5 separate regions of the Homo sapiens genome follow, and regions 2, 3, 4 and 5 are each linked to region 1. Evidence: chromatin loops called from intact Hi-C (ENCODE). Cell type or tissue: IMR-90. All regions are shown on one strand. Links, peaks and the distances in the headings refer to the core of each region. The heading gives the core; the rest is flanking DNA.

Region 1 (6,127 bases), core at 624-5,623:
GAGAGAGAGAGAGAGACAGACAGACACTGACTCTTGTTCTTCCTGCGTTTGTTTGCTTGCTTTTTGGAGGTACCGTGCACCAGCCTAAGTGATGGCTTTGATGTACTGGGAATCGGTACAGTAGTAGGGTCCCTCGCTGCTGTCTTTGATTCCAGGGATCTCCTTTGGGCTCTAGTGGGATGTACCGCTCCTAGTCTTTATCTGAAATCCATCCTCTCATTTCAAGCCCTTTGGCTTCGTGACTGTGCTCCAAACTCTTGGAGGTAGCTGTAAGGCTTTTTTTTTTTTTTTTTTTGGCATTAGGGAAGGGGTATGTAATTTCCCCTTTCTACACCCTAGGCCTTTCCTCTATATTTAAATATATTGGCTTTCTCTCTTATGAATTCAGTCTGAAATTATTTTTCACTGCCTTTATTACATCCCTGCTTTTGATGGCAAAATAGCTTCCTGTGTTTTGAAAACATCTGCTTTCCAGGTTTCACACGAGAAAATTGATTTTACTTTTCTCTTAAGTCCAGAAAGGTAGAAAGTTGGACTTGTTTCCAAGTGCAACTTTTCCTTTTCTTGTCTTTCCTGAAGTTATCCCCTTTCAGTTCTGATTCACTTTCTCCCTTTTATTTCTTCTAATCACCCCTCCTCTCTTCCTCTCTCCTTCTAAAGAACCAGAGAAGACCGATTGCGTCTTATTTCAGAACACAAAATTAACATATATTTTTTGTCTAGTCTATGGTATGTGTTAAAGTTTTCTCCATATTTTCTTCATTCGTCCTCTGATTTGGGGGGAGGTAATTTTCCTTCAGTTAAAAAATCTCAGATTTGCAATTTAAAGTGGTCTCTATTCGAAGTCTCTGCTCTTTCACTTAAACCTTTACTCTAAGCTGTCCCCCTCCACTAATGCCCCCATTCTTTGGAGATGCTCTTTTCCTAGTTAATTTAAACATTGCTGCGTTTGCTTAGAGAGAGAGAGAGAGAGAGAGAGAGAGAGAGAGAGAGAAAGGGGAAAATAATAAGAAAGAAAAGAGAAGGGGGGGAAGAAGAAAGGAAAAAAAAAATCTTAAAAAGATTCTTAGCCAGGTTCCTATTGTTGCTCCTATGCATTCCACTTCTCGGTGTGTGTGTGCGTGTGTGTGTGTGTGTGTGTGTGTGCGCGCGCTCGTGTGTGTGTCGTGTGTGTGTGTGTGTGTGTTTTTAATACATGCATAAACTTTTGGAGCCTCTCTCCCTCTTCTAGGCTCTTCTCCCATCCTCTCTTCCTGCTCTCCTTGCCCTGCTCATCACTTTCCCCTGTTTTTTTTTTTTTTTCCTCCCTTCCTCCCCTCTGCCTCCCTCCACCTCCCCCTTTTCTTTTTTGCTGAATCTTATTGATCCAGAAGGTGGCTAATTAGCCCTTCCCGTCGTGCCTGGGTAATGAAGCACATGCGCACTGAATTAATCACAGCCATTTTTTGCAGGAAACTAATTAGCAGAATAAAGATCCAAAGACTTTTTTTTCTTTTCACTCATCAGCTCCCACTTCCAGCGCGTCCCCTCCGACCGCTGCAGCCGCCACCGCCGCCGCCTCCTCCTCCTCCTCCTCCCGGCCGCAGCCGCCGCCGCCGCCTGCTTTGCATCCCAATTACAGCCTAGAGCCGCTGCCGCCGCCGCCGCCGCTTCTCTTCCGTGGCCCCTGCCCGCTCCGGGGGCTGTAAACTCCCCGCCAACCATGCTGCTCGGCGGCAGCGGCGGCGGCGGCTCCGGCTCCCCGGCTGCGGCCGCCTCCCGCCCCGGGCTCCGCCGAGCGCGCTCCAGCTCCGCCGCCGCCGCCGCCGCCGCCGCCGCCGCCAGCAGCGCGTCCTCCGCCGCCGCCGACCCCCGCCAGCCGCCGCTGCTGCCTTGATGGGCTCCGCGGCCCGAGCGCCTCTTTTCGGGATTAAAAGCGCCGCCAGCTCCCGCCGCCGCCGCCGTCGCCAGCAGCGCCGCTGCAGCCGCCGCCGCCGGAGAAGCAACCGCGTAAGTGGCAACTTTTCCCTCTTTTTTTTTTCCCGCCGCCGCCGCCGCCTGCTCCTCCTCCTCCTCCCGCCGCCACCGCCCGGACGCGGGGCTCCTCGGGGCGCCCGGGCTGCTTTGCATGGGGCTCGTCCTGCCCCCTCCCGGCTCTCGCGCCCGGCCGCCGCCGCCCGCGCTCCCCGCGCCCGCGCCCTGCTCGCTCGCTGCGTCCCGCTCGCCTTCCCCCTACGCCAAACTTTCTCTTTCTCTTCTTCTTCCTCCTCCTCCCGCCGCTGCCGCCGCCGCCGCCGCCGAGCCCGGGCCGCCCCCTCCTCCCCGGCCCCGCGCCGCCGCCGCCGGCCGCCGGCGACCCCCGGGAGGGTGGAGGCGCCCGGGGCGAGGCCCGCGCGGCGAGTTTGGAGGCGCCGCCAGGCAGGGCCGGCCGGGGCGCGGGCCGAGGGCGGGAGGGCGGCCGGGGTACCAGCTCGGAGACAAAGGCGGCGGCCGGCGGTGGGGGGAGTATGGGGGGGTCCGCGGTGCCGAGTGCCCCCGCCCCCGCCGCTCCCGGCCCCCAACTTTGCCCCACCCCGAGAGGCGCCGGGGCCCCGGGCTGAGCAGCCGCGCGGGGCGCGCACCCGGCCCGGAGCAGTCGCCGCGGTCGCAGCCACTGCTGCTGCCGCGGCCGCCACCGCTGGCCGGGCGAGCGCCTTCCGCGCTGGGGCTCGACTTGCCGGCGACGCGGGAGCCCGTTCGGAGCCACGGGGTCCCGGAGGGGGCGAGGCGGCCGCGCGATCCTCTACCTGTGCGCTCTCCGCCCTGCCCCACTGGCAGCGCCGCGAGCGCCCAGAGGGGACTCTGCCCTGGACACTAGGGGCTCCCGGGGGCTCGGGGCTGCGCCGCTGGCCAGGGCCAGACCTCGCCCGGCCGGCCTTCTTCCGCCAGCTGAGCTCAGAGACATCCGAGGATGCCTTTTTTCTTTTTCTTTTCTTTCTTCTTCTTCTTCTTTTTTTTTTTTTTTGCTCTCGCGAATCTGGGATTGTTTACGTTGGGTTCCCCACTCTCACCCCTCGCCCGGCTCCACTCGATGCAAAAACCGTGTTCCTGAATTTTACATTATGCATTTTAATGTCCGTCTTTTTGCATATCTATTGGAGAGTAGATCTAAGTGTATTTCATGCAGTGTATATAATTAAGTTGTGTATGGACTCAGTACTCGGAGGGTTCTTGTATAACTATTGAATTAAAATATGTATATATCACTTTGCGAGTGAAGCTGTTGCTCAGAATCTGACTTTTGTTCAATGTTGTGCTATTCTTTGGACTGTGGCAAATTCTTTGATTACAAGCGCTTTCAAAAGGCACCCAGTCTTAACTTTTCCCCCTTGTTGCTTTCAAGTAGGGTAAATATGACAATTTTTATTGGTCTCAATTATTGAAACTTGATCTAAGCACTGTATGGACGGAGCATGCTGATTGCCTTTTTCTGGCCTCCAGTTCTAGTGACTTTTAAAAGGCAGTTTGTTAAGTACCTTTGAAGAATATGACAGACGGTGATCGCTTGGCTGTAATGCAAATTACAGAACATAAATTCACTTTGGAATTTAAAAAAGACTCGAGCCCTTTCAGTGGGGACAATTGAGGATTTATTATGTTTTTTAAAAAATTACTTTTTTTCCTCCCTACTTTGGGAGAATAGCTAGTTGCAGACCAACTTATTTGGAGGTCCTCCGAAAGAGGCTTGGGCAGTGGGCGAGGGGAGAAGATTGATCACAATCTGCATAATCAATAGGGCAGCGTGCTGCAATCGTGTACCTACATTTACTGTAAATTTCTACAATATCTGCAGCGTGGGTGCTCCAGCGCCTTGCTTGGCTTCTTAGAGAGGATTTAGAGGGAGAACAACCAGAATTTACTGCCCTGCCCTCCGGAACAATATAGGGAAGTCCACTCCATAGTAGCTCATTCTAAAACTCCATTTTGCTGAAGTTGTTTTTTTTTCCAAATCTGTTTACATGTGGGGGTTTCAGGAGCTGAACCCCCAAAGTGTAGACATCCTGTGGGTTGAGGGGAGTGGGGGGTATTCAGGAGACCTAGGGGTTGGGAGTTTGCTTCTTGAATGGGCACTTGGGGGGCCCTCTTCTTATCTTACAATGTTAGGTTTGTTGTTTTTTTTTTAACTAGTGCAGGTATATTAGAGATAGGAAAATAAAAGAGAATATACTAGAGATTGACGCAGTGTCAAAAGTATGAGTTGCTGTGTGTGTATGAGAAGAGAGATAGAATACAGACACAGTCAGTCTTGAAAGCTTGGTGGTAGGTGAATCCATATTTGGAGATGATTTTGAAATAGTCTAGCAAATGGTGTACGAAGAGGATTTCGTAAAAAGTGTACACGGAGTCAGTTTTGAAAAGACTGCGGTTTGGGAAGATGAGGTGTGGGCAGGAAAACCTACTCTAGGCCAGCAGCCTTCCTCTGTCTGTGTGTCTCCCTTCCCCCTCCTCGGGTTTTAGTTTTTAATTACTTAATGCTGAAACGCACAGGGCTTATATAAATATTTGCAAATGCTCTTTCCTATTGATTTCTCTGAATAAACTGCCCTGCTCCGGTCCAGAGAGGAGGCGATTCAGATCTGTGGACTTTTTAAACATACAAAGTCTCTGGAGGAGTGGTGTTCTCTGCGTGTGTGTGTGTGTGTGTGTGTGTGTAGAGTTGTAGGTATGAGGATTTGGGGGGCCCGCAAAGAGAGTTCAGGCTCTCAGTGGTGTGGGCCAAGAAAACTGGGGTGGAGCTGGTCCCATGGCCTGGCAGTCCTGACGTGTGTGTGTGTGTATGTGTGTGTGTGTGTGTGTGTGTGCGCGCGCGCGCGCGCGCGCGTACGTCTGCACCGTGTGGGTGTCTTCACTGGGGGAGTCTGGATGCATATGCACTTACTTCCCCCACCCCTATTAAATATGGAGCAGCTTTTCAGGACTCTGTGACTGCCTTCTCCTCAGGGTCACATTGAGTTTGAATCTGACCCAAGGTGCAGGAATCCTGCAATGGGGAAATAAAAGAATATACAGAACGGGGTCAGGTCAGCTGCTCAGAGGCCAAAACCCCTACAGCTGCTTTGATTTTATTTTTTGGTGTATATTTTAGGCTCCTCCTGCCATTGTACAAATTGTGCCTCCCCCTTTCAGGTGTTTGGTCTGTGGTTTAAAGGCACCAGAGCCTATGCCTGCATAGACATAGGCTCCCAGCAACAACAGAAAACCCACAATACCGAATCCAAAACAAAACCCGGGAGGAGGGGGAGAAAAAAACCCTATTGAGTTCAGGCAAATAAGGTTGGGTCTCTAGATCCGGTTACAAAGCAGCTTTGAATATGCAAGACAGTGCACAAGACCAGTTATTCCAGTTACAACAAACTATTAAAAAAAAAAAGAGAGAGAAAAGAAAAGGCATGTTTAGGTCGTAATTTGTTAGTACAAGGAAAAGAATCCCACATAAAGCTGCCTTTTTTTTTTTTCTCTCCCTTTGCTGGCTTCACACAGAATTCACTCACCCCTTTCCAATTCGTCTGCTGTATAGGTTCTTTTATTAAAATCTTTTGGGTTTAGGAAGATGGCTGCAAGCAACACATTTTCTGTATTTTTTTCCCCTTTATCTTAGAGAGAGAGAGTTGGCAGGGGTTCTGTGGTTTGCAGTTACACAATATGTTATCATGTTTTTAATCACTAAATCATTGCAGTGGTTATAGATTTACAGTCTTGGGGTATTACAGAGAGGAGCAACGGCGGCTATATATATGCCTTTAAATTACACCAATGTAAACTGAGTGCGGCAGCTGTGAATATGGTCGGCAGACATCTATTCCCTCCCCCACCAAGTTCTTTCTCCCTCTGTGATTTTTCTCCCAAATTTCTTGGTTTGCTTAAAATAAGCTACCCCTCTCTTCCCCTGTATTGTCTCTTCGCCACCTCTTCCAAAAAAATTAATTTTCATTTTAGACCTTTAACCCCAGAAAAGCTAGAATTCAAACTCTTGAGCTATAAACTTCGGATGAGAGTATAATAACAATAATAATGAAAAGTGTGGATTTCCTAAAAAAAAAAAAAAAAAAAAAAAAAATCCTCCTGGTTTCCATACCGACCTCCTGTATCGGGATGGAGGGTTGATTGC
Region 2 (6,127 bases), core at 552-5,551, 360 kb before region 1:
CAGTGGCCTCTGTCCATCTTTTAGGATTTAGAAGGTTCTAGAAGGAATGGTCAGCTGCTGTGCTTTATAGCTCCATCCCATGACTTACTGTCTTTCCTTGCATCCCACAGCCTTTTCTTTTTCCTTTTTTTTTTTTTTTTTTTTTTTTGAGATGGAGTCTCGCTCTGTTGCCCAGGCTGGAGTGCAGTGGCGCGATCTCAGCTCACTGCAAGCTCCGCCTCCTGGGTTCACGCCATTCTCATGCCTCAGCCTCCCGAGGAGCTGGGACTACAGGCGCCTGCCACCATGCCCGGCTAATTTTTTATTTTTTTATTTATTTTTTATTTTTTATAGAGACGGGGTTTCACTGTGTTAGCCAGGATGGTCTCGATATCCCAACCTCGTGATCCACCCGCTTCAGCCTCCCAAAGTACTAGTACTGGGATTACAGGCGTGAGCCACCGCACCCAGCCTCTTTTTCCTTTTTAAAAAATTATTTTTAAATTATTTTAGACAACAAAAAATTTGCAAAAATTGTTCAGAGAGTTTCTGTGTATTCCTCACCCAACTTCCCCAATGATAAAAATCCTAGATAACTGTGGTGCAACTATCAAAATTAGGAAATCGGCTGGGCATGGTGGTGCATACTTGGAATCCTAGGTACTCAGGAGGCTGAGGCAGGAGGATCACTTGAGCCCAGGAGTTTGAAGACAAACTGGGCGACATAGCAAGACCCTGTCTCCAAAAAAAAAAAAAAAAAAGAAAAGAAAAAATTCCTTTTCTTAATTAATGGGTACAATACTAATACCAAAGTATAGATTGTATTTGGATTTCACCGGTGTTTTCACTCACGTCCTGTTTCTTGGATCCTATCCACAATCCTAAATGTAAGACAGCTTTTAGCTGTGTTTCCTTCAGCTCCCTTAATCTATGACAGCCTCTCAGTCCTCCCTTGTTTTTCACACCTGGACACTTGAAAAAGTATTGCTCCATGACTGGATAGAATGTATAGGAAGGTTCTCATGATTTGATCGAAGACATGCGTATGTTTTGGGCAGCAATAGCAGAGGTGACGTGCCCTTCTCAGGGTATTATATGCGGGGTGCGTGATGTCAGTTTGGCTTATAACTGATAGTCCCTTTGGTCACTTGGGTAAGGTGGTATCTGCCAGGTTTTCATGCCGCAAAGTTACTGTTTTTCCCTTTGAAACTGTTAAGTATATTTTGGGAGGTACGTTGAGATGATGATAATATCCTACTCCTCAACTTGCTTTTTTTTCTGTTTGAGACGGAGTCTCGCTCTGTCGCCCAGGCTGGAGTGCAGTGGCGCGATCTCGGCTCACTGCAGGCTCCGCCTCCCGAGTTCACGCCATTCTCCTGCTTCAGCCTCCCTGGTAGCTGGGACTACAGGCGCCCGCCACCGCACCCGGCTAATTTTTTGTATTTTTAGTAGAGACGGGGGTTTCACCATGTTAGCCAGGATGGTCTCGATCTCCTGACCTCGTGGTCCACCCGCCTCGGCCTCCCAAAGTGCTGGGATTACAGGCGTGAGCCACCGCGTCCGGCCGACTTCTCAACTTTCGTCTGCTAAATTGAGTACCCCTGGCAGCACCGGTCTTGCCTACGACATTTATGACTGTGGTATCCTCACAGGGACTTTTCCATGTTCCCCCTAAAGTTAGAAATTAATTTTCATAATGAATGAGTCCAATACTGGTTTTCTAGTCCTCCCATTCCATCTACCTTTATTCATCAGCACTCCCACAACCTTTGGGCTGACTGTCTACAACATTTTTATTCTCACCTTGTAGAATTTCTCCTAATTTCCCACCCTGGTCCCTATAAAGGATTCTGTAAATATTTTCAGAAGTGGGAAAGAAGAGGAGAAAGAAGACAAGCAAAGGAATAAAAATGCCTACAGTGATCCCAGTCTGTGCTCACTGTGTGACTTTGAACAAGTCACTGTCCTTTGAGCTTCTGTTTTCTCTCTGTTTTTTGTTTGTTTGTTTTCCGTTTTTTGTTTTTTTTTTTTTTTTGAGATGGAGTCTTGCTCTTGTTGTCCAGGCTGGAGTGCAATGGCATTATCTCTCGGCTCAGCACAACCTCCACCTCCCGGGTTCAAGCGATTCTCCTGCCCCAGCCTCCCGAGTAGCTGGGATTACAGGTGCCCATCACCTCACTCAGCTAATTTTTGTATTTTTAGTAGAGATGGGGTTTCACCATGTTGGCCAGGCTAGTCTTGAACTCCTGACCTCAGGTGATCCACCAACCTTGGCCTCCCAAAGTGCTGGGATTACAGGCATGAGCCACTGTGCCCAGCCCCATTTTCTCTTCTGAAAATGCCATCTCTAAGCCCCTTCCAGCTCTAAAATGCTGTGATCCTATGACAGGCAGCTGGGTTGTGATGGAATCTGCAACTGGCGTCACCAAACTGCCCAACAGTGAGATGAACGAACATGGGGCGGTGACGGGACAGACAGGGGAATTCAGTAAGGGGAGGAAATGGCCTATGAATCTTTTACAAGCACTGGGGATACTGACATTAATAATACTTTCCACACGGAGAAATACATTGGAGGGAATGCTAAGGTTTGAGGAGGAAGCAGCTCCATTTGGGATGAAGTCTTTTATCTTTGCCTGGCCCTTGAAACAGATGAATCAGCCCTTTTCTCCCCAGATTGAAGAATCCATAGTGTGTGTTTCCACCATCTGTTTCATTACTTTGAATCAGGCTTAATACCCATTTAAGGCTTAATGGTTGCAGAATTATACTGGATGTAAATATAATTTTTAACAGCATGGCTTAAAAGCTGAAGTTTCACTTTTATCCTCTATATAAAGCTCACAAAACATGCAGACCTCAAGACTAAAAATTTTCTTAATGTCTTATAAGCCAAGTCTGTTTCTTCTGGTTTGCAGCCCAGAACCACTTCGTATTGATATTTTAAATATACAATTAGAAATTACTGATTATTTTGCCTATCTTGCTAGCTGATTTTAGAACATCGGTCATTATTTTAAAAAAATAAAATAAAAAACTGAGAGAGAAACATTTGGAACTACAAAAGGGAACTTTGGCTCCCAGGAATGAACTGTGAATGCTGGATTGGGCTAGACACCCAGGAATTGATCATGGGTAGTGGTCTTTGTTAAAGAGAGAGAAGAATCCAGAGATGAGGAAAATCAAAATTTGTCCCCAGCTGGGGTTATTCGAGCCAGTTCTTGTGAAACTCCTTTCCTAGCTAGTCTGTTCTCACCTCTGCTGGCTAATAGAGGAATGTACTGGTTTGGGATCCAGCCTCTTGTTTTGTTTTGTTTTGTTTCAGACGGGATCTCACTCTATCACCCAGTCTAAAGTGCGGTGGCGCAATCACAGCTCACTGCAGCCTCAACCTCCCAGGCTCAAGTTCTTCCCACCTCAGCCTCACAAGCAGCTGGGACCATAGGCACGTGCCCCCATGCCTGGTGGATTATTTTAAATTTTTGTAGAGATGGGGGTCTCCCTATGTTGCTCAGGCTGGTCTCAAACTTCTGGGCTCAAGCAATTCTCTCATCTTGGCCTCTCATTTCCCCCAGTGGGATCCTACCTCTTAATTACCCTTTTTAAATAAAGAACTTTTGAAATATCACTGTAATAAAACTGCTTTGGTAAATATAAGTTGGAGAATCACAGGGAAAGTGAGGGTAGGAGAACGAGTGGCCAATTTGTCCCACCTTGTAGTGAAGATTTGGTGTTACTGATTAAACTGTAAGTTTAGTTCTTTACAGACAGGGACAAACATCTCTTAGTGACTGCTGTACTGTGAATTCCATACATAGTGCCTGGCACATAGTAGGTGGTCGATAATCTGTGATGCAGCAATAAATGGTTAAAAGGTAGAAATTATCTCTGTGTGGGTTATACCCTGAATTATGGTCCCTTTCATTTACCTTTCAGGTAATGGTTGGAGCTAGAGGTAACCTAAAAGGAGTAACTACACTTGAAGGTCTATGCCTTAAGTTTATATACTACTTTGTAACAATATTTTTCATAATGTGTTTCTTGGAAGGTTAGTAGATATTATTCAGTAAAAGAGTCCTGTGGTCAAAGTGTGAACTGCGAAAGGTTAAACAGTTTTTTTGTTTACTTTTGTTTTTAACTGCAGGACTTGTCAGGGCCTTTGATCATTTGTATGGGTGTTGGGATTTACCAAGGGAGGCATAAAAACTTTGAATATTGAATCTTTGTTTTCTTAAAGTATCCTTCATTCTAATAATCCAATGATCACAATTTGAGAAACATTGTTTATAATATGCAGAGCATTTTTACTTGGGCAAATCATCTTAGAACATTTGGTTTCTCCAGTCTTTGACCTTGAACTCATTACATACGTGTAGAAAAATTTCCAAATCAAATGCATAACATGAACAATGCCCCTAGGTATGCAAATACTTGTTCAGTGGATGGATAGATGGATGGATGGTTTAGTGACTGTATCAGAATAATATTGTTAGATAAATGACATCATCAGCACCAAGATCTGGGAGAGTTCTTGAGATTTCCCCAAAACCACAATGTTCTCACTTCGATTGCCTCTCTCCTCCACCCCAGCCCCCAGCATAGAGCTACTGATTGCCTTTTGCTAATTGTAGGAGCTTCTAAGTGCTGTTTCCACATCTGGTCTCACTGCCCTCCAATCTGTCCACACGCAGGCCTGCTATGTCTTGGGGTCAATTACATGGCAGTCCTTCCGCAAGGTGCCCAGAGCCCTCTCCAACACAGTCCCAACTCACTCTTCCAGCCTCATCCTCCTTCACTCCCTTATGTACAGGTCACATTTCACCCAAACCAGCCTCCCCTCTGTTTCCCAAGTTTCCTTTGAACTTTCTCACTCCTGTGCTGTTCTTTGCTCTGTTCTGTGTCTGGAATGCCTGGGGAATCCCACGTCATTGATGGCAAGGGCCTCTTGAACTATTACCTATTTTTTCACTTTCATTCCAAACCATCTTCTTCATAAGAATGTCTCTAGTCCTGCTATTTTCTGAATCTCTGTGGCCTTCTCTGATATCATTCATAATCGCCAGTAATCCATCTATTTGCCCCATTTCCACCTTCGTGCCCAACACGCACACTGTATTGTGAACTCCTGCAAGGCAGCTTTCTATACATTTTTCCCCCAGTACTTTGCACACGGTGGGCCCTTAGCTATAGTTGGTGAGTTGATCGCTCCTGTTAAGATCCATAAATGCATCTGTATTATTGCTCTTCAACAGCGTAGCACAGAGAGACAGATATAGATCTTGCCCTAAGAAAACACGTTGCAAATAAGAAAGCCCAATTATCTTCTAGAATTTGGAAGAATCCAATGTACTAATAGGCTATGATGTTGCAGAAGTTCATTTTAAGTCTGTTGTTCGGAACCTGGGTGAAATACTCCCCCAGAAACAGTATCACGCATGGTGGTTGTATCTCCCGCCAGCCCACAAAAGCCTATTTAACTTGTAATGTGTCTAAAGTCCGATACTAATAGCAGCCCCAGGGGTTCATCGGCCTCTTCTCTCAGGCCATCGGCAGTCTTAACACTACAGACCTTGCCCTGAGGCAAAGTATGAGGCCGGGATGGAAGAGGATAAGGTGGATGATGGAGGGAAAGGAAGGGGAGGGGAGGGGAGGGAGTTGTCTACTGTAAGCAAGAATGAGGGAAGCACAAAGAACATGGCCATGACAAACTGAGCAAGGGTCTGGTCTGCCATGGCAATTCAGGTGGAATGGGTACAGTGTGCACTAGTGCAGGGACTTCAGGAGACAAACACATTCTCTGACATTTACTTTTTTTTTTTTTTTTTTTTTTTGAAACAGTCTCTCACTCTGTTGCCCAGGGTGGAGTGCCGTGGCGTGATTATGGCTCACTGTAGCCTTGACCTCCCAGGCTCAGATGATCCTCCCTTCTCAGCCTCCTGAGGTAGCTGGGATTACAGGTGTGCGCCACTATGTCCGGCTAATTTTTGCATTTTTTGTAAAGACTGGGTTTCATCTTGTTACCCAGGCTGGTCTCAAACTCCTGGGCTCAAGTGATCCACCTGCCTCGCTCTCCCAAGTGCTGGGATTACAGACATAAGCCACAGATCCTGGCTGATATTTATTTTTATTGGAAAGTCTTTGGAAGACT
Region 3 (6,127 bases), core at 467-5,466, 270 kb after region 1:
GGGATGAAGTACCTTGCCTGATTCTGATCTTACAGATCAGAAAAAGGATGTCACAGAGTTGTGAGTGTGTTGAGCTACTGTGTCTAGCATGGCTAGTGCAAGGCTTGGTAAATAGTAGAGATTCGTAAACGTTTCTTAAAATTTGAACCTCTTATATAGACCATCAGTTGAAGACACACAGTTTAAGGCTTTTTGACCTGAATCTTTCTCCTAGAAGTCTGGAGCCATGGGGATGGGGAAATCTCTAAATATTCCTTCCTTGCCCCACTGAGAGCAGACCCATTGCCTAGTGGAGACAGAGCCATGTCCCAAGTTTAGAACTCATAATCTACTCTGTCTTGTTTGTGCCAATTTAACCAACAAGTCTTTACTAAGCTTTTCTGAGTAGAGTCACACATATCTTCTCTGGTGTCTTATGTGCACTGAGGACACTGCATGATGAGATGCTGAAGGAACCTTTCTCCTTGGCTATCCAGTATTAACAGCTGTTTGTCTGGGATTGGCAATTTGAAGCAGTCTTGTTCTTTTCGTCTGAAATCTGAGGGTTTTGATGGTGAACACTACCATGATAGCCAGAAATCTGCAGTCTTCCCCCAAGTCTGGGCTTCAGAGTGCTTTTTCTTGCTTTTTTTTCCTCAGTGTCATGTTATGGAACTCCTTCCCCAGCTTTCCAGCAGGTGAGGTCCAGATGAAGTAAGATTTTGATTTTGCATTTTGGTGTCCTCTGAAGAGATGTATATACCATCAAGTTTCTTGGATATGGTGAATATAGAGGTGTTCTGAGAGCTGTTGCCTGTGGGATCCTCCTCTTTGTTTTCTCAGCTTTTCATCGTCCAGCACACACTGCACCCCACCCCCATGCTGTCCTTACCTACTATCTTGCTAGTCTCAACACACCTGAAGCTTGGAGTACCATCCGTAGCAACACCCTCTTGCATTACCTTGGACCTGGTGACTCAAACCAGGAGATAGCTATGGGTCAGGGAGGGTATTAGGCTCTCGGGTTGGTGAAGGCGTTGCAGGGAGTGGTGGTAGATTAGGGGTATGATCAAGGATGGGATTCTAGCCCATGAGGGCCTGGTGATATGGTCAGACCTTTGCTATCCATAGGCAGTGGTGCTTCGGGTAGGTTGTGATGTCTTGGGAATTGGTGTCAGTATCTTGGGCTATTCCACTTCTGACATGGCTTTTCTGCTTTTCCTGCGGTTGTTTCTCAACCATCTACAGTCCCACTGGCCCTCCTGTGTATCATTCAAACAGGGGCAGGAAAAGAAGATGGTCGTTTCTCCCGCAGATTCCAGATTCCTATTCCTAGGCGGTTATACTGTTGAGTAGACTTGTTGAAGCAGGTCAGCTGGGCCAAGGCATGGAAGCAATTTTCCCTGAATGGATTGTTCTTATTTCTTCCCAGGCCCTTCCTCCACACTTTCCTATTCATCATCTTCTCTCTACCCTCCGAAAGCATCCAGTCAGCTGCAGCAACAGAGGTCAGAGAGGAGGAACACCTGTAGAGCCTGTTTTGTTTTTGTTCATGTGGCCGTGCTAGCTTTCTTGCCTTCGTTCTCTCTTCTCCTGTTGCCGCTCTCCTCCAGATAACTTCTCTGGGGACCTCGTGGCCATACTATTTTTGTGATGAAGGCCTTTGGTGCAAATGGGCCCCAGCTAGAAACAGCTAGCTTTGGGGCCTCTAGACTAATTGCAGTTGGGCAGAGTGAATGGTAGCTGGGAGTACTTGGCAAAGAAAATGTGAACTAGCGGGTGTGGCACATTGGGCAGGAAGGTGTTGGAAGTTGTTTGGCTGGAAGGGGAAGTATGGGAGCTAGCCAGGACTGAATCTTCATTAGAATACAAGGTTGTCCAGCCCTGAGCCTGGTGGGATACTTCTGGAAGTTGTTTGGCTGAAAGGGGAAGTATGGGAGCTGACCTAGGACTGAGTCCTCATTAGAATACAAGGTTGTCCAGCTCTGAGCCTGGTGGGATACTTCTGGAAGTTGTTTGGCTGAAAGGGGAAGTATGGGAGCTGACCTAGGACTGAGTCCTCATTAGAATACAAGGTTGTCCAGCCCTGAGCCTGGTGGGATACTTCTGTTGGAAATGTTCGTTTTGAGAGGATCCTTCAAGCCTTGACATCTCAAACTGTGTGCCAGTGACACCGGTAAAACGTCTTGAGCTTCAGCCCTACCCCTGCCCAGACTGACCGGTGATTTCTGTCTCCATTCCTTTCAGCTTTAACGTCTCCTAAGCCGAACTTGATGGGTCTGCCCAGCACAACTGTTCCTTCCCCTGGCCTCCCCACTTCTGGATTACCAAATAAACCGTCCTCAGCGTCGCTGAGCTCCCCAACCCCAGCACAAGCCACGATGGCGATGGGCCCTCAGCAACCCCCCCAGCAGCAGCAGCAGCAGCAGCAACCACAGGTGCAGCAGCCTCCCCCGCCGCCAGCAGCCCAGCCGCCACCCACACCACAGCTCCCACTGCAACAGCAGCAGCAACGCAAGGACAAAGACAGTGAGAAAGTAAAGGAGAAGGAAAAGGCACACAAAGGGAAAGGGGAACCCCTGCCTGTCCCCAAGAAGGAGAAAGGAGAGGCCCCCACGGCAACTGCAGCCACGATCTCAGCCCCGCTGCCCACCATGGAGTATGCGGTAGACCCTGCACAGCTGCAGGCCCTGCAGGCCGCGTTGACTTCGGACCCCACAGCATTGCTCACAAGCCAGTTCCTTCCTTACTTTGTACCAGGCTTTTCTCCTTATTATGCTCCCCAGATCCCTGGCGCCCTGCAGAGCGGGTACCTGCAGCCTATGTATGGCATGGAAGGCCTGTTCCCCTACAGCCCTGCACTGTCGCAGGCCCTGATGGGGCTGTCCCCAGGCTCCCTACTGCAGCAGTACCAGCAATACCAGCAGAGTCTGCAGGAGGCAATTCAGCAGCAGCAGCAGCGGCAACTACAGCAGCAGCAGCAGCAAAAAGTGCAGCAGCAGCAGCCCAAAGCAAGCCAAACCCCAGTCCCCCCCGGGGCTCCTTCCCCAGACAAAGACCCTGCCAAAGAATCCCCCAAACCAGAAGAACAGAAAAACACCCCCCGTGAGGTGTCCCCCCTCCTGCCGAAACTCCCTGAAGAGCCAGAAGCAGAAAGCAAAAGTGCGGACTCCCTCTACGACCCCTTCATTGTTCCAAAGGTGCAGTACAAGTTGGTCTGCCGCAAGTGCCAGGCGGGCTTCAGCGACGAGGAGGCAGCGAGGAGCCACCTGAAGTCCCTCTGCTTCTTCGGCCAGTCTGTGGTGAACCTGCAAGAGATGGTGCTTCACGTCCCCACCGGCGGCGGCGGCGGTGGCAGTGGCGGCGGCGGCGGCGGTGGCGGCGGCGGCGGCGGCGGCGGCTCGTACCACTGCCTGGCGTGCGAGAGCGCGCTCTGTGGGGAGGAAGCTCTGAGTCAACATCTCGAGTCGGCCTTGCACAAACACAGAACAATCACGAGAGCAGCAAGAAACGCCAAAGAGCACCCTAGTTTATTACCTCACTCTGCCTGCTTCCCCGATCCTAGCACCGCATCTACCTCGCAGTCTGCCGCTCACTCAAACGACAGCCCCCCTCCCCCGTCGGCCGCCGCCCCCTCCTCCGCTTCCCCCCACGCCTCCAGGAAGTCTTGGCCGCAAGTGGTCTCCCGGGCTTCGGCAGCGAAGCCCCCTTCTTTTCCTCCTCTCTCCTCATCTTCAACGGTTACCTCAAGTTCATGCAGCACCTCAGGGGTTCAGCCCTCGATGCCAACAGACGACTATTCGGAGGAGTCTGACACGGATCTCAGCCAAAAGTCCGACGGACCGGCGAGCCCGGTGGAGGGTCCCAAAGACCCCAGCTGCCCCAAGGACAGTGGTCTGACCAGTGTAGGAACGGACACCTTCAGATTGTAAGCTTTGAAGATGAACAATACAAACAAATGAATTTAAATACAAAAATTAATAACAAACCAATTTCAAAAATAGACTAACTGCAATTCCAAAGCTTCTAACCAAAAAACAAAAAAAAAAAAAAAAAGAAAAAAAAGAAAAAGCGTGGGTTGTTTTCCCATATACCTATCTATGCCGGTGATTTTACATTCTTGTCTTTTTCTTTTCTTTTAATATTAAAAAAAAAAAAAAAGCCCTAACCCTGTTACATTGTGTCCTTTTGAAGGTACTATTGGTCTGGGAAACAGAAGTCCGCAGGGCCTCCCTAATGTCTTTGGAGCTTAAACCCCTTGTATATTTGCCCCTTTTCAATAAACGCCCCACGCTGATAGCACAGAGGAGCCCGGCATGCACTGTATGGGAAAGCAGTCCACCTTGTTACAGTTTTAAATTTCTTGCTATCTTAGCATTCAGATACCAATGGCTTGCTAAAAGAAAAAAAGAAATGTAATGTCTTTTTATTCTCAGGTCAATCGCTCACACTTTGTTTTCAGAATCATTGTTTTATATATTATTGTTTTTTCAGTTTTTTTTTTTTTTTTTGTTCCAGAAAAGATTTTTTGTTTTGTTAACTTAAAAATGGGCAGAAAGTATTCAAGAAAAACAATGTGAACTGCTTTAGCTTTCTGGGGATTTTTAAGGATAGCTTTTCTGCTGAAGCCAATTTCAAGGGGAAAAGTTAAGCACTCCCACTTTCAAAAAAAAAAAAAAATAATAACCCACACACACAAAGAGTGTTGAGGACTTGTAGCTTAAAAAAAATAAGTTTTAAAAACTGACTTTCTGTATTTATGATAGATATGACCATTTTTGGTGTTGAGTAGATTGTTGCATTGGAAATGAACTGAAGCAGTATGGTAGATTTAAAAGGAAAAAAAAAAAAAAACCTTTTGTGTACATTTAGCTTTTTGTATGGTCCAGCTGACAGCTCCTCATTTGATGTTGTCTTGTTCATTCCTAGCAGATGATAGATTGCAATCCGTTGATTCGCCTAAGCTTTTCTCCCCTTGTCCCTTAATTCCACTTTCTCTTTCTTGTCCCTTAATTCCACTTTCTCTTTCCTTCTCCCACCTCCCGTCCTATAATCTCCCACTTAAGGTAGCTGCCTTCATTTCTTAGAGGGAGCTGCAGAATTATTTTATAAAACTAAAGAAAGAATTTCAAGGGATTCTAGGGGTCATTAGGATCCTCACAGATTATTTTTGGTTGGGGAGTTGAAACTTTTTAAAGGCATATAATTCTAGTTACCTGTGTCTGTTAGCTTTGTGCATTTATTTTTTATTTATCCTTCTTTTGGCTTTTTTTTCTTTGTACCCCTTCTTTTCCTCCTTGTTTGGTAGGAGCTTCAAATATTCTTTTTTTTTCTATACTAAAGGATTTGTTTCCATTTGTGTAATTGGCTGTGTACTTTTCTTTTCTAAAAAAAGTTTTTGGTTAGGGATTTGGTTTTTGGTTTTGTGTTTGTTTTTTCTTTCCTCTCTCAGAAAAAAAAATTTCATGCTTTAAATAAAATCCAAAGACACACCCTTTCACTGCTGATGCAGAAAAAAGGGAAAGGGTTCTTGTTACTTGAGAATTTGTTTCTGATTTAAACAAACAAGACTTAGTTTAATAAAAGAAAGAGAAAAACAAAAGATTCCCAGGTTGTTATGTGCTTCTTCTGCAAGCAGAGAGGCAAATGTTAATGACAATTCCATATACCAAAAGACACATTTTTTACTTCAAAGTTTTGTCCTTGTGTTAGGCAGTCTGAGCAGCGAGTGATCCAGAGCGCAGCCAACAAAGCAGCAGATAGCAGTGTACAGAAAGCAAAAAAGGAACTGTATGTGAGGCACTTGTTTCTGTTAATATCCATATTCCTGTTAACACACACCCTTTCTCATGTAAAAAGAAAAATAAATAAATGGTCTGAACTTTGAAAACTTTGTGCTGCTAAAACATAGATTTTGGAGACAAATAAATAGATGCTTTGCTGTTTCACTTTCATAGCTAAACATCAACAGAAACCATCTCCCCTTGCCCCCAAAGTGTGAAATCCTTCTTCCCTTCGTTTTCTTCCTTATGTTTCAAAAGGGAACTTTGAAGACTGTGAATACAGGTTCCATTGGTCACCTTTCGGGCTTCTTTCCCCAGTGCTGAAGCCACTCATCGACTTTGCAAAAGACTGGAGCATTCCAAGA
Region 4 (5,000 bases), core at 1-5,000, 930 kb after region 1:
AAGTAATAAACTTGAAGCACTGATCAGTTACTGGAGATAAAACAAGAAAACCCAAAAGAATGTGTTTCTGTGTGCATGGCCACTTTCAGATGCAGGTGTGCTAGAATACCAAAGAATACAAGTCAGGCATATGAATTTCTGAGGTCTCCCTCTGGCTTCCAGACTCAGAAGCAGATCTCTGTCCTGTACTTAAAGTATATAAGAAGGCTAGTTTCTGTGTGTGTCTGTGACAGTAACTCATAGTCGTATAGTAAAACAAAGCCCTTTTTACACATATCACCTCATTTGATCATCATAAAAACTCCACGAAACAGTTAAAATGATTTCAATTTGTGGAAGCAGAAACTGAGGCTAGAGAAATAAGTAAATGATAGAACCTGGACCTCAACCCAGATTTTTCTGACTCCAGATCCCAACTTCCTTTTAACTATACCATGAATACTCATTACGATGTTGAAAACAGACTTCAGTTTTTAAACACACTTCTACCAGAACTACATGTTCCCTAACATGTTGATCAATTGATCCCTAACTCCAAAAATGCAATATTTCACGTGACAGAACAAAGACCATTTTTGAGCATTTCCTGAAACTCTGTCATGTGCCATGCCCTGAGTTACAGCAATGGGGAAACAGCAGGAAACAAAACACAGGCACAGTCCTGCTTTCTGGCACATCAAGTCTAGTGAATTACATCAGGAACTAAGTGAGGCATAAAACACAAAGGACATGTTGTTATCATGTCCACTAACCTCAAATCGGATTCCAGGTCTTTATCAAAGGCTGCAGAGTATGTGAAAGGGACTTTTTTGTGTACTTGGCATATCATGCCCCAGCACCGCTGGTACTCCTGCTGTTTGAGGGAAATGCTAACTAGAAAGAGAGATGTGGCTGAGGGGTGCAAAAGAGCCTGGAAAGACAGCTCTACCTTTTACAGTGGTGAAGTGAAGATGTGAGTGTTAACACGGACTCTGCAGGTTGCTGCAGACAGGAGAGAGCTTGGCTCTTGTTCATTTCCTATAGGCACAGAGAATGCCTCTATGACCCTGACCTGGCACCCTGACAGTTCTGCTCTCCCTCCTTAAAGATAGCCCTTCAGAAGGAGTCCTTAATGAGCCTGCAGGCCCAGCTGGACAAAGCTCTGCAGAAGGAGAAGCACTATCTCCAGACTACCATCACCAAAGAAGCCTATGATGCATTATCCCGGAAGTCAGCCGCCTGCCAGGATGACCTGACACAAGCCCTCGAGAAGGTGAGGCCACACCCTCTAGTCTCCAGGGCTGTTTTCAGGCAAGGAAACGTCAAGGTAGCGGGAGAAGCACAGGAGCCAATTTCCTGCCTATTGACTGTCAATGGGGCCATCTCAAACCCTTGTGTGGGCTGGGATGTCTGTGCAGAGAAGGCCTGCTTCCTCTTTGTGAGGCTTGGAGTTGGGTGGAGGGCGGAGGAAGAGGACAAAGATCAAAACCAAATCTAGCAAGCCTTTCTGCCCATGGGTGACTCGGGGGCAAGGTTTTCCCAAAGTCTGGATTGTCAGGGAAATTCATGCCCCATCCTGTGCTGATCATGGCTGGCCCATCAATTCATGGGATTGGAAAGAGAAGAAATGGAGGGAGTGGGTAGGAAGGAGAAAGCAGGGTGCAGAAAACCAACCACTGTCATTTCCCACCCCTCTCTGGGAGACTAGGCAAGGTGACCGTCCGTGTCACCCTGGGCAGAGGACAGGAAGGGACTGGAACCCTCCTCCATTCAGGACTCAGCAGAGAGGGTCAAAGTCTCTGACAGCCATTCGTCCTCTTTGTCTTTTCCGGAAGCTCAATCACGTGACCTCAGAGACAAAGAGCCTGCAGCAAAGCTTGACACAGACCCAAGAGAAGAAAGCTCAGCTGGAAGAGGAAATCATTGCTTATGAGGAAAGGATGAAAAAGCTCAATACGGAATTAAGAAAACTGCGGGGCTTCCACCAGGAGAGTGAGCTGGAGGTGAGGAGCTGCCAGGGGCTTGGGCTGCCTTCCTGGTAGGGGTCCACAAGGTCACCTCTTGCATCCAGAATTATTTAGCACTAAGTCATTCCCTTGGGCTGCTAGGTTCCCTCCACTTTCTTGGCTCCCTGAACTTCAGACAGAGGCAGCAAAGATCGGAGCATGGGTGCCCTCTGCTGGCCACTGAGAAGAAAATACCCCCAACACGTATCCCAAGGCCCAGGAAGCACCCTCTGGCCTTGTGGGTCCTGCGGTCAGGGAGGCCAGCTGGAGTCCCCCTCCTCACTTTGCTCTCCTGAGTAGGTGCACGCCTTTGACAAGAAGCTAGAGGAGATGAGCTGCCAGGTGCTGCAGTGGCAGAAGCAACACCAGAATGACCTCAAGATGCTGGCAGCCAAAGAGGAGCAGCTCAGGGAGTTCCAGGAGGAGATGGCCGCCTTAAAAGAGAACCTCCTTGAGGACGATAAGGAGGTGGGCATGCCTTGGCTTCTGCGTGCCTCCTCTCAGTGCCTCCAGGCACATCCTATGACCACCCAAATGCCAGACAGCCCTTGGTGGGGGTGGGAGAGCCTGGGAGCAAAGGAAAGGTCACCCCCTCCATTTAGCACAAAGCAAGAGCCACAGCTGCTGGTTCAACCCACCTGTGTTCTTGTGGCTTTGTTGATAGATACTGAGCAGAGCGAAGGCCCCATTCTAGAGAAGAGACTGTCAGGTACACCAGCTACCCCTGACCTAGTCCACTGGGTCCCCTTCCAGAGTACATCCTGACACTTTTGGCAGCCCTGGACCCTACAGTAGAATGGACTAAGTGACCTTCTGGGCTTGTCCCAGGCCCACCTCCCTGAGCAGTGAAGTTCATGGCAGGAGGCCGCAGGACAGCTCAGGTGGCCACTGGGCCTTTGCTCGAATTACAAAGAAGGCATCTTAGGCCGGGCACAGTGGCTCATGCCTGCAGTCCCTACACTTTGGGAGGCCAAGGCAGGAGGACTGCTTGAGTCCAGGAGTTTGAGACCAGCCTGGGCAACATAGCAAGACCTCATCTCTACAATAAGTTTAAATGTTAGCTGAGCATGGTGGCCTATGCTTGTGGTCCCAGCTACTCGGCAGGCTAAGTGGGAGGATAGCTTGAGCCGGGGGGGAGGTTAAGCTGCCATGAGCCGTGATCATGCCACTGCACTCCAGCCTGAATGACAGAGCAAGAGTGTCAAAAAAAAGAAGAGAGAAAAAGAAGGCATCTCTTCCTCTTCCTCCAGATGTTTTTCTTCCATCTGTTGGAAAATTGGCTTAGCATACTTCTTTTTTAGGAGTCACTTTAATGCCTTCACACTGAAAACCGTGATTATAAGTGTACAAATCTACGTGTCTCTGCCATAAATGGTGCCTTCTCAGAGATGTCACCTTTGTGTGAGATGCCACCCGCACAAGCCAGAGGGGGAGGTCTGGTGGCAACTCCACAACTCTGGCCTCGGGTTGGACAGCAGAGTCAAGTTTTCTTTTCCCAGGGAGATAGAAGAGGCCTGACTCGGAAGGAGGGCTGACAGGCCTGTGCTCCCACCTCTGACTGTCTCGTTTTCTTCTTGTACCCAAGCCCTGCTGCCTGCCCCAGTGGTCTGTGCCCAAAGACACCTGTAGGCTCTACCGAGGGAATGATCAGATTATGACCAACTTGGAGCAATGGGCAAAACAGCAGAAGTGAGTATGGGAGGAAAAAGGGAGGCAGGGTCCGAGGCCTGGACTGAGCCGAGGAGCCACATGCGTGCCAAAGATTAGTCACACACACCCCTGCACTCCTGGAAAACAGATCCAGTCTCAGCCCACACCCAAGGGATGGAAATAAGATGGAGAGGAGGGCTCAACCCTTCAGGCAGGCCTGGAAAGCCCTCTGCTGAGCTGGAAACAGCGATGGCAGGAAGGAAGGGGTGCTTTGCTCGGCAGCAAGAAGGAAGGGGGACATTGGCTCAGATATCCTCCTCCCATCCCAGGATCCAGCTTCACTGCCTGGCCCCCTTGAACTCATTCCCTTGAACTCACCTGGGGCTCACAGGATTTTGCATAGGAGTTGAGTTCAGAGAGTCCTCTGAATCCCCAGGTGCTAGGAAGGCCTTAGCTCTGCGGACGGGGTGATGCGTGGGGGACGTGGGATGCAGCAGCAGTCTTGCTGAGAACCCAGCATCCCATTCAGCCAGCTGCACCCTTGCTCGCGGGAGGCTGGCGACTGGCTGCTGTTTTCTCCTGTGATTTTATTACAGGGTCGCCAATGAGAAACTAGGAAACCAGCTCCGAGAGCAGGTGAAATACATTGCCAAGCTGAGTGGCGAAAAGGAGTAAGTCATCTTAAACCACCCTGGCTGCTTCCTGGGAGCTGACAAGAAGGGTCAGCAGGGAGCCAGGGCTGGCTTTAGCCCTTGATAGGGGGATCAGCCCAGGAAAGGCCTGGTGCTTTGGAAAGACCCCCAGGTCTCGAATCTGCATCTATGTGACCTTGGGTATATCACTTGACCTCTCAGGGCCTTAGTTCTCTCACCAAAAATCCAAAGGGAGTTTAGTAGTCTTTTTGCTCCTTCCTGCTCTCATGGTTCTCAGAGGTCAAGGGTGCTAAGCAGGGAACAGGCACTGAAAGGCAGACTGGATTATTTAGGGCAGGGGCTGAGATGCTCTAACAGATCCCAAGTGAAGGAACAAACAAGGAACATCTCTTCATGAAATCATCAGGTGAGCAGGCCAGGTTGGAGGAGCCCTTCTGTTCCACCTGCTCATCTGGGGGCCTGTGGTCTTGCTTCCCCTCATGGTCAAAGCTGGGTCCACTAAGAGGGAGGTATGCGAGGAGTGTTACCAGTTTGAGAATGGAGGTGAAGGTATGAAGGCCTAAAACTGAGATTTTGGAGGTGGCAAAGTAACAAGTAACAACAAGCCTTAGGACAGCGCTTCCCAACCTTTTCTTAGGGAACACTTAGAAAACAACCATGCCTTACGTAACACCATGGATACTATGCAGCTATCAAAAAGAATGAGATCATT
Region 5 (6,127 bases), core at 489-5,488, 900 kb before region 1:
TTATTATTGTTACTGTTACTATGGTATTGAACTATATGGATTGAAGTTGATATTTTCCAATCTGTGCTTTATTTAGAAATGAACGTCCAAGGACATACTCTGTCTAACCTACTGGAGGTTGACAGCATCTATTAGTGTATTCAAGGCTCTTACCTGTAAACAAACTGTTTAAGCAAATGATTTCCAAACTCACCTGTCCGTTGAGCTCCCTCATTTTCTGAGGAATACCTGTTGAAATCTGCAGTTAGTATTCCATAAAAGACAATTTGAGGAACAATGCTTGTAAAAATTATATATAGTACAGGAAGAATTAGAGTACAAGAAGACATCCCAAGAAGGTATATTCTTAATGGAGTGTTTGAAAACAGAGGTTAGCTAAAGCACATAGAGTGGTGTTGGTGAGAATTCTCTGATTAGTTAAAAAAGAATCCCTTAAATATATCAAAAAATCCATACCATACGTTAGCCAAACAGCTGCCACCAATTGCAAACACATTCAGGTAATTTAAGCCATTGAAAAAGGAGAGGCAGTTTTTTTAAAGCAAAAGTGTCCTATTTTTGGTGCTGATATTGTAGCCTGGTGCCAAGGCAAAATTTGATTCATTTCATAGAAGCCCTGTTGGACTTTTTCCTGAAGGTAGGAAGACTAATTTCTTGGTATTTATCATAGTTTATTTACTGTCTGTTTTTGTTTCTTCAAATAACTCCAATTGTAGTTGGGAATGATATTTTGGGAACTTGGGGAATGCTGTTAGGAGATATACTGACTTTTCCCTGTGCCCTTTTCCCCTCATATGTATTTTGTTATTTCCATACACTTATTCCTTACCAGAAACAGCCCATGAAAATGTCTGATGAGTTAATTGCTTTGAACCAAGAACAAAATGCAAAAGCAAGGCAAAGGGGAGGAAGCTACACACCGCCTACGTGCCCCCTATTGAATTTTCCAGAATCATAAGATCACTGTCCTCCCTACTCTTACAGGGCTGAAGGAAAAGTGAACATGCTAGTTTTTTGGTTTTCTTTTTCTTTTTCTTTTCTTTTCTTTTTTTTTTTTTTTGAGACGGAGTCTTGCTCCGTTGCCCAGGCTGGAGTGCAATGGTACTATCTCAGCTTACTGCAACCTTCGCCTCCCAGGTTCAAGTGATTCTCCTGCCTCAGCCTCCTGAGTAGCTGGGACTACAGGCGCATGCTGCCACGCCCAGCTGATTTTCCTCAAATGTTCTTTCTTAGGATAGCTTTCCCAAGACTATCTTTGACCACTTTCTAATTTTCCCTCCTCTCCCCACCACCCCATGACACTGTTTATTACAGTAGGATGGTACCTTATTGTAGGCTTCTAATGGATTTGAAAGCTGCCAGGGCAGGGACCTTTTAGAGAAGGTATAACAAAGCAGGGGACTGGACCTGCGGAATAAATTCTGGGGAGGGTCATTGGTCTTTACACTGTTTCCTCATTTCTCCAAAATGCAGATTAGGCCCATTAAAGTGCTCTATAAGATAAAGTAAGCAGTAAAGCCCAGATGATTTGCCGATAAGCTATAATATCTCCAGTTCACATGTGTTAGAATAAAATATCTAGCCTAAGTTCTATGTACTTCTAGAATCTTAAAAACAATTATAGCCTTAGTTTCCATGGCTTGTGTTAGTTCTTTTAACAGACTCATGCTTTTAAATAAGATGTCTTGGGTCAAATTGAATTAGGAATGTTTTGTTGTTTTACAGTTTTATGGATGGTGTTTTATAAATGTCTCCTATTTCTTCTCAATCAGACTTCATAAAACTGCTTAAAAATCAACGAATTAGTTAGAAATCAAGTTAAAGTAATAACTTTTGATTTATCTGTCAAATATATTTTTCATGGGACTTAATCACCATTGTTTTTAAACAGAAACATTAAAATACAAAATGAGGCTTGTTTTTCATTTTTTAAAAAAGGAATCAGTAACACTTGCAATGTGTAAACATTGTTCTCTGGTAAATTATAATCAGATTGCTGTTGGATTACATGTACATTGTGCTAATGCTCAAAGATTTTTTTCTAGTGATGTCATTACAGGGTATGAGTAGACAGGATCTGTCACTATTAAAAGAGACTGTGCTAACAATTCGCTGCAGAGCAAGGGTTACCCCAAGTAACAAGGGGTAACTTGATTGGAGTAGGATTGGTTAGAATTTGTAAAGACGCACTTCTTTGTATTGAGACGAACTTTTATATGTTATATCCTAACTCCTTCCAGGTCAAGAGTCATTAAACACAGAGCATTTTATTCATTTAAAGAGTATCTTCAGTGCCGCCAAATACAGCTCTGTGTACCATTGACTTTACAATAGGATCAAATGATAGAAAAGTTGAGCCTCGCAGAAGAAAGTTTTTCTCTTTGTGCATGCCTCTGTTATCATTGTAAAGATAAAATAAGAAGTGAATGGTCACGCAAACGGGTTTTAAAGCAGATGCTTTTTATTTCATACTCTTTCTTCCTGTTTTTTACTCCACTATGGTGAATGCCTTTGGACTGGTTTTCATTGAAAGAGGACAGGAGGCAGCTGTGATTCTGATGTGTCCACTAGTGGGCACTGCAGTGCTTCTAACGTTCTGTATATTTTAAAATCTGGGCACAGGATAAAAAAATCGTATAGTGAATGGTGAGTTTCCGCCCCTTCAGAGCTTCTGTCCTGTCAAAAAGACACCAAAAATACACTTGGAAGATTATATCTACTTAAATTATTTACTAAAATTTTAGAACAAAATAGCATGCTTGAGATTGTGCCTCAGTTTTTTGCTGGCATTCATTTATATTTGTGAATTGTCACATTTATTCTTGTTTGACAGGCATACACTTTGAAGTCCACATTATGCAAAAAAGGAAAGGTACGTAATGCCAGAGTCCAAATTAACAATATTTATTAGGAGAAAATCCTGCCTTTTCCTATTAAAGAAAAACATTTAACAGGGTTGGTTTATGTAATTTTGAGCAAGAAGCAGTGCAGTTGTGGCTAAGATGTCTATTTGATATTTAGGGAAGAATTTGATGCTTTAATAAGGGAATCCTCCGTCTCCCTCATCCATCATCCACCATCCTCATCCATCCAAACACCACTGTAAATTTGTCAGAGCCTTTTCCATATTCAGTACTTGTATAAATAATGGCTGCTGTGCTTTGAAAAAAGGGAAATGTACGTTTTCCAGCTATGTTATATATCTGATCACAGTCATGGAGACATCTCATAGTTTTTGTTTTGCATTGCTCGGCCTCGGTGCATATAATTTAAGCCCCAGAGCCAGAGGACATTTTTGTGTGTCGACTCTTATTGTGGTTAGTACTTGCCAAAATGAAATTGGTTTCTTTTTTTGCGGGGAGGGTGGGTGCGGCGGTGCAGAGGGGAGCGTTCCTACAGCAGAGGAAACACAGCTCCTGCTCCATTACTACGCTTTTATCATTGCCCATCGCTTCTCCTTCTCTCCTTTGCTATCTTAGGGATTATGCGGGTTCTCTGCAATATTCTGAAATTAATCAAAGCAAGCAAAACCCCATGCCTTATTATCCATCACGGGAAGAGAGTGGTTTCCACAATCCAGACGGCTTTGTGATGTTGTCCAGTTGTGTAACTAGAATTTTATTATCTTTTAAAAGAAGCTTCTGGTTTTTATACAATGAAATCTTTTCATGTTTAACTTGTACGAGCGATGGATCGCTCCATGTGAGTATGACAAAGGATATGAATTTAACCAATAGGCTGTTTCTCTTATTTAAATAAGAAACTGATCTGTGAACAATGTCTATTTCTTTCTTTGATTTTTAGCATAGCAGAACAGCTGTATGTCCCTAATGTAGTTTGGGTCATAAAAGCTTTCTATGCAATGAGATAGGAACAAACTTACAGGATGCTTATCTGGACCTTGTGTTCTATCTCATCTTTTTATAATCATGCTCTACAAATTATTGTTTCCCACTAAATTGGTGGCCATTGTACAGATTGCAGACACTTAGTTTGATTGAAAGTAATAAAAGGAGATTATCCACTGAGTTGGTTGAGTGAAGGTTCTGATATGACCCACTGCCTAGAGTGAAAAGAATTAATCTTATAAACCCGACTCACTTCTGCCATGCTTTGAAAAACCGCCAGGAATGCATTAGACCCTTTTTGTCTTTAGTCCACTGAAAGCTAAAGGTGGGTGGGGCAGACCTGATGTAGAAACCAAATAGGCCATGGCCTGAGTGTTATGCTTTGAGTGGCATCTTGAACTGTGGTGGGGTCTTTTTTTCTTGCTCCCTGAATGATGCATTTCTATCACGACAATCTTGGGGGAGAAGGAGTGTAGTTTTTATTTAGTAGGTGTATATATATTATTCTTTGTGCCAGGCACTGTTTTATATTCTAGGTTTAGAATCAAAACTTATTTTTGTATGTTATCATGAAATAGAATATTATTATGCCAACTTGAAGAGTGTGGAAACAGGTATAAGGAAGTATAGTGCAGGGTCCTACAGCAAATAGGTAGATGACCTGAGATTCAAATCCAAGCTATCCCCACACCCCCATCAAAGCACTTTCTTGTAAATATCATATTCTCCTGCCTACTCTAAGAGAGCAAGGAGGAAACGTTATCTCCAGGAGACCAGGGTGAGATTATGCAGCATGCCCAACTCCAGGCTGGGACATGGAGGCTCTCAGGGGGAAGAAAATGAATGAATGAGCTCCTGATGAAGGGAGAACCTTCTGTCCTTTTAAGGAAATAGCATTGTGGGCTTAGAAGACAAGCTTTGGAGCCAGTCGAACTTGAAAGCATAGGCATCCTGACTCTCCCCTTAATTGATTTTGTGACTGAAAGCAACATTACTAACCTCTTTGAGTCTCTGTTGCTGTCTCCTTAATAAGCCTCTCAGGTTGTTGGGAACCTGCGGGAAGATGGCCTGTGACTACTGGATGGCAGACACTAGCATGGCGGGCTGTCCAAAGACAGGATGTGCTGCCTGGAGTGGGAGGTTGGAGGTTGAGAATGGTATTTGGCACCAGGAAAAAGGCAGAGCAAGTCACAAGGAGCAGCTTCCCACATCTCACACTGGAAGAATCTTAAGGCACCTAAACCACATGACAATTCCCAACCTAGAGGCAACAAGTAGTGGGACATAGTAGGACGTCAAACCTACCTCCATGACTTTTGGATCCTAGAGAGAGAACTCTTTCCCCAGAGCTACTTTCAGGATAAGCTTCAGGCAGAAATGGTAGCATCAACTCTGGTCTTTATTTTAACTATGTAATTTTCAGTGAGTGTCTGAAACATCATAGAATGCTCACATCCAGTCTTCTTTCCATTTATGGAGGCAGCCATGGGTTAATGAGGGAGGAAAGGGGAAAGCATCTCTTCTATCCATGTTTCTCTTTATATCTTGATTTCTGCCTGTTGTGGGGGCAAAAAGGAAACATTGTGCTGGAGCTGCTGATGGGAATCTAAATGACCACAGTCACTACGGAAAGCAGGACGGAAGTTTCTCAAAACATTCAAAACAGAGCTACTATATGATCCAGCAATCCCACTACTGGGTGTATATCCAAAGAAAATGAAATCAGTATGTTGAAGAGAGATGTGTGCACTTCCTTGTTCATTGCAGGATTTTTCACAGTAGCCAAGACATGGAATCAAACTAAGTGTCCCTCAGTGGGTAAATTAATCCAGAAGGTATGGATATATATGTACACACCATACTTTCTGTATGTATATATACTTTCTATATGTATGTGTGTATATATATATACACACACACATACATACACACACAATGAAATAGTATTCAGGTTTAAAAAAGAAAGAAATCCTGTGATTTGTGACAACATGGATGAACCTGGAAGACAAATACCTCAGTACCCCACTTATATGTGGAATCTAAAAAAATTGAACTCATTGGAGCATAGAATGGTGCCTACTTGCAGGTTGGAGAGATGGTCAAAGAACATAAAATTTCAGTTAGGAGGAATAAGTTCAAGAGGTGTATTGTACAACATGGTGACTATATTAATAATCATGTGTCTTATTTTGAAAATTGCTGAGAGTGGATTTTAGTGCTCCCACCACACAAATGGTATGTGAGGTAATGTATATGTTAGCTTAGTTGAGTCATTCTGC

What was found. A loop is a pair of places that touch in the nucleus more often than their neighbours do. Peaks named below come from ENCODE experiments on the same cell type or tissue, not always from the same donor. Only the 100,000 strongest peaks of a DNase experiment are listed, where the experiment ranks them.
Region 2: it touches region 1 in a loop (2.5-fold over the local background); 2 of 110 quality-filtered maps call a loop at or near these places.
Region 3: it touches region 1 in a loop (9-fold over the local background); 8 of 110 quality-filtered maps call a loop at or near these places.
Region 4: a loop joins it to region 1, with 5 times the contacts of the local background. A loop is called at or near these places in 2 of 110 quality-filtered maps.
Region 5: it touches region 1 in a loop (8-fold over the local background); 2 of 110 quality-filtered maps call a loop at or near these places.

What each region holds. Positions count from the first base shown.
Region 1 is chr16:73,054,392-73,060,518 of GRCh38, reverse strand. It overlaps a transcript of ZFHX3 not described here. Among named protein-coding and RNA genes, the nearest start is that of ZFHX3, 9.3 kb to the right of the region's middle. RefSeq lists silencers at 1,642-1,751, 1,832-1,921, 2,002-2,221, 2,502-2,901 and enhancers at 2,232-2,964, 4,804-5,316. In IMR-90, for the core only: CTCF peaks have their summits at 2,123 (motif pointing left) and 2,833; a DNase peak (open chromatin) is centred at 4,378; H3K4me3 peaks cover 3,747 bases; H3K27ac peaks cover 3,905 bases.
Region 2 is chr16:73,412,010-73,418,136 of GRCh38, reverse strand. The region is part of intron 1 of LOHAN2 (lncRNA oncogene in head and neck cancer 2); the gene reads right to left. It also overlaps a transcript of ZFHX3 not described here. Among named protein-coding and RNA genes, the nearest start is that of LOHAN2, 28 kb to the right of the region's middle. In IMR-90, for the core only: no CTCF peak of the experiment used is centred there; no DNase peak of the experiment used is centred there.
Region 3 is chr16:72,784,948-72,791,074 of GRCh38, reverse strand. ZFHX3 (zinc finger homeobox 3) reads left to right here. Exons shown (of 10, transcript NM_006885.4): 10 at 2,227-6,127. The coding sequence ends at 3,911. The region is part of intron 3 of ZFHX3-AS1 (ZFHX3 antisense RNA 1); the gene reads right to left. Among named protein-coding and RNA genes, the nearest start is that of ZFHX3-AS1, 120 kb to the right of the region's middle. RefSeq lists an enhancer at 1,942-2,557. In IMR-90, for the core only: no CTCF peak of the experiment used is centred there; a DNase peak (open chromatin) is centred at 3,454; H3K4me3 peaks cover 990 bases; H3K27ac peaks cover 981 bases.
Region 4 is chr16:72,122,220-72,127,219 of GRCh38, reverse strand. PMFBP1 (polyamine modulated factor 1 binding protein 1) reads left to right here. Exons shown (of 21, transcript NM_031293.3): 15 at 1,088-1,252; 16 at 1,815-1,982; 17 at 2,286-2,453; 18 at 3,571-3,674; 19 at 4,232-4,306. Among named protein-coding and RNA genes, the nearest start is that of DHX38, 31 kb to the right of the region's middle. RefSeq lists enhancers at 1,163-1,664, 2,209-2,268, 2,279-2,388. In IMR-90, for the core only: a CTCF peak has its summit at 2,156 (motif pointing left); a DNase peak (open chromatin) is centred at 2,139.
Region 5 is chr16:73,953,231-73,959,357 of GRCh38, reverse strand. No RefSeq gene overlaps it. Among named protein-coding and RNA genes, the nearest start is that of PSMD7-DT, 260 kb to the left of the region's middle. In IMR-90, for the core only: a CTCF peak has its summit at 2,571 (motif pointing right); a DNase peak (open chromatin) is centred at 2,567.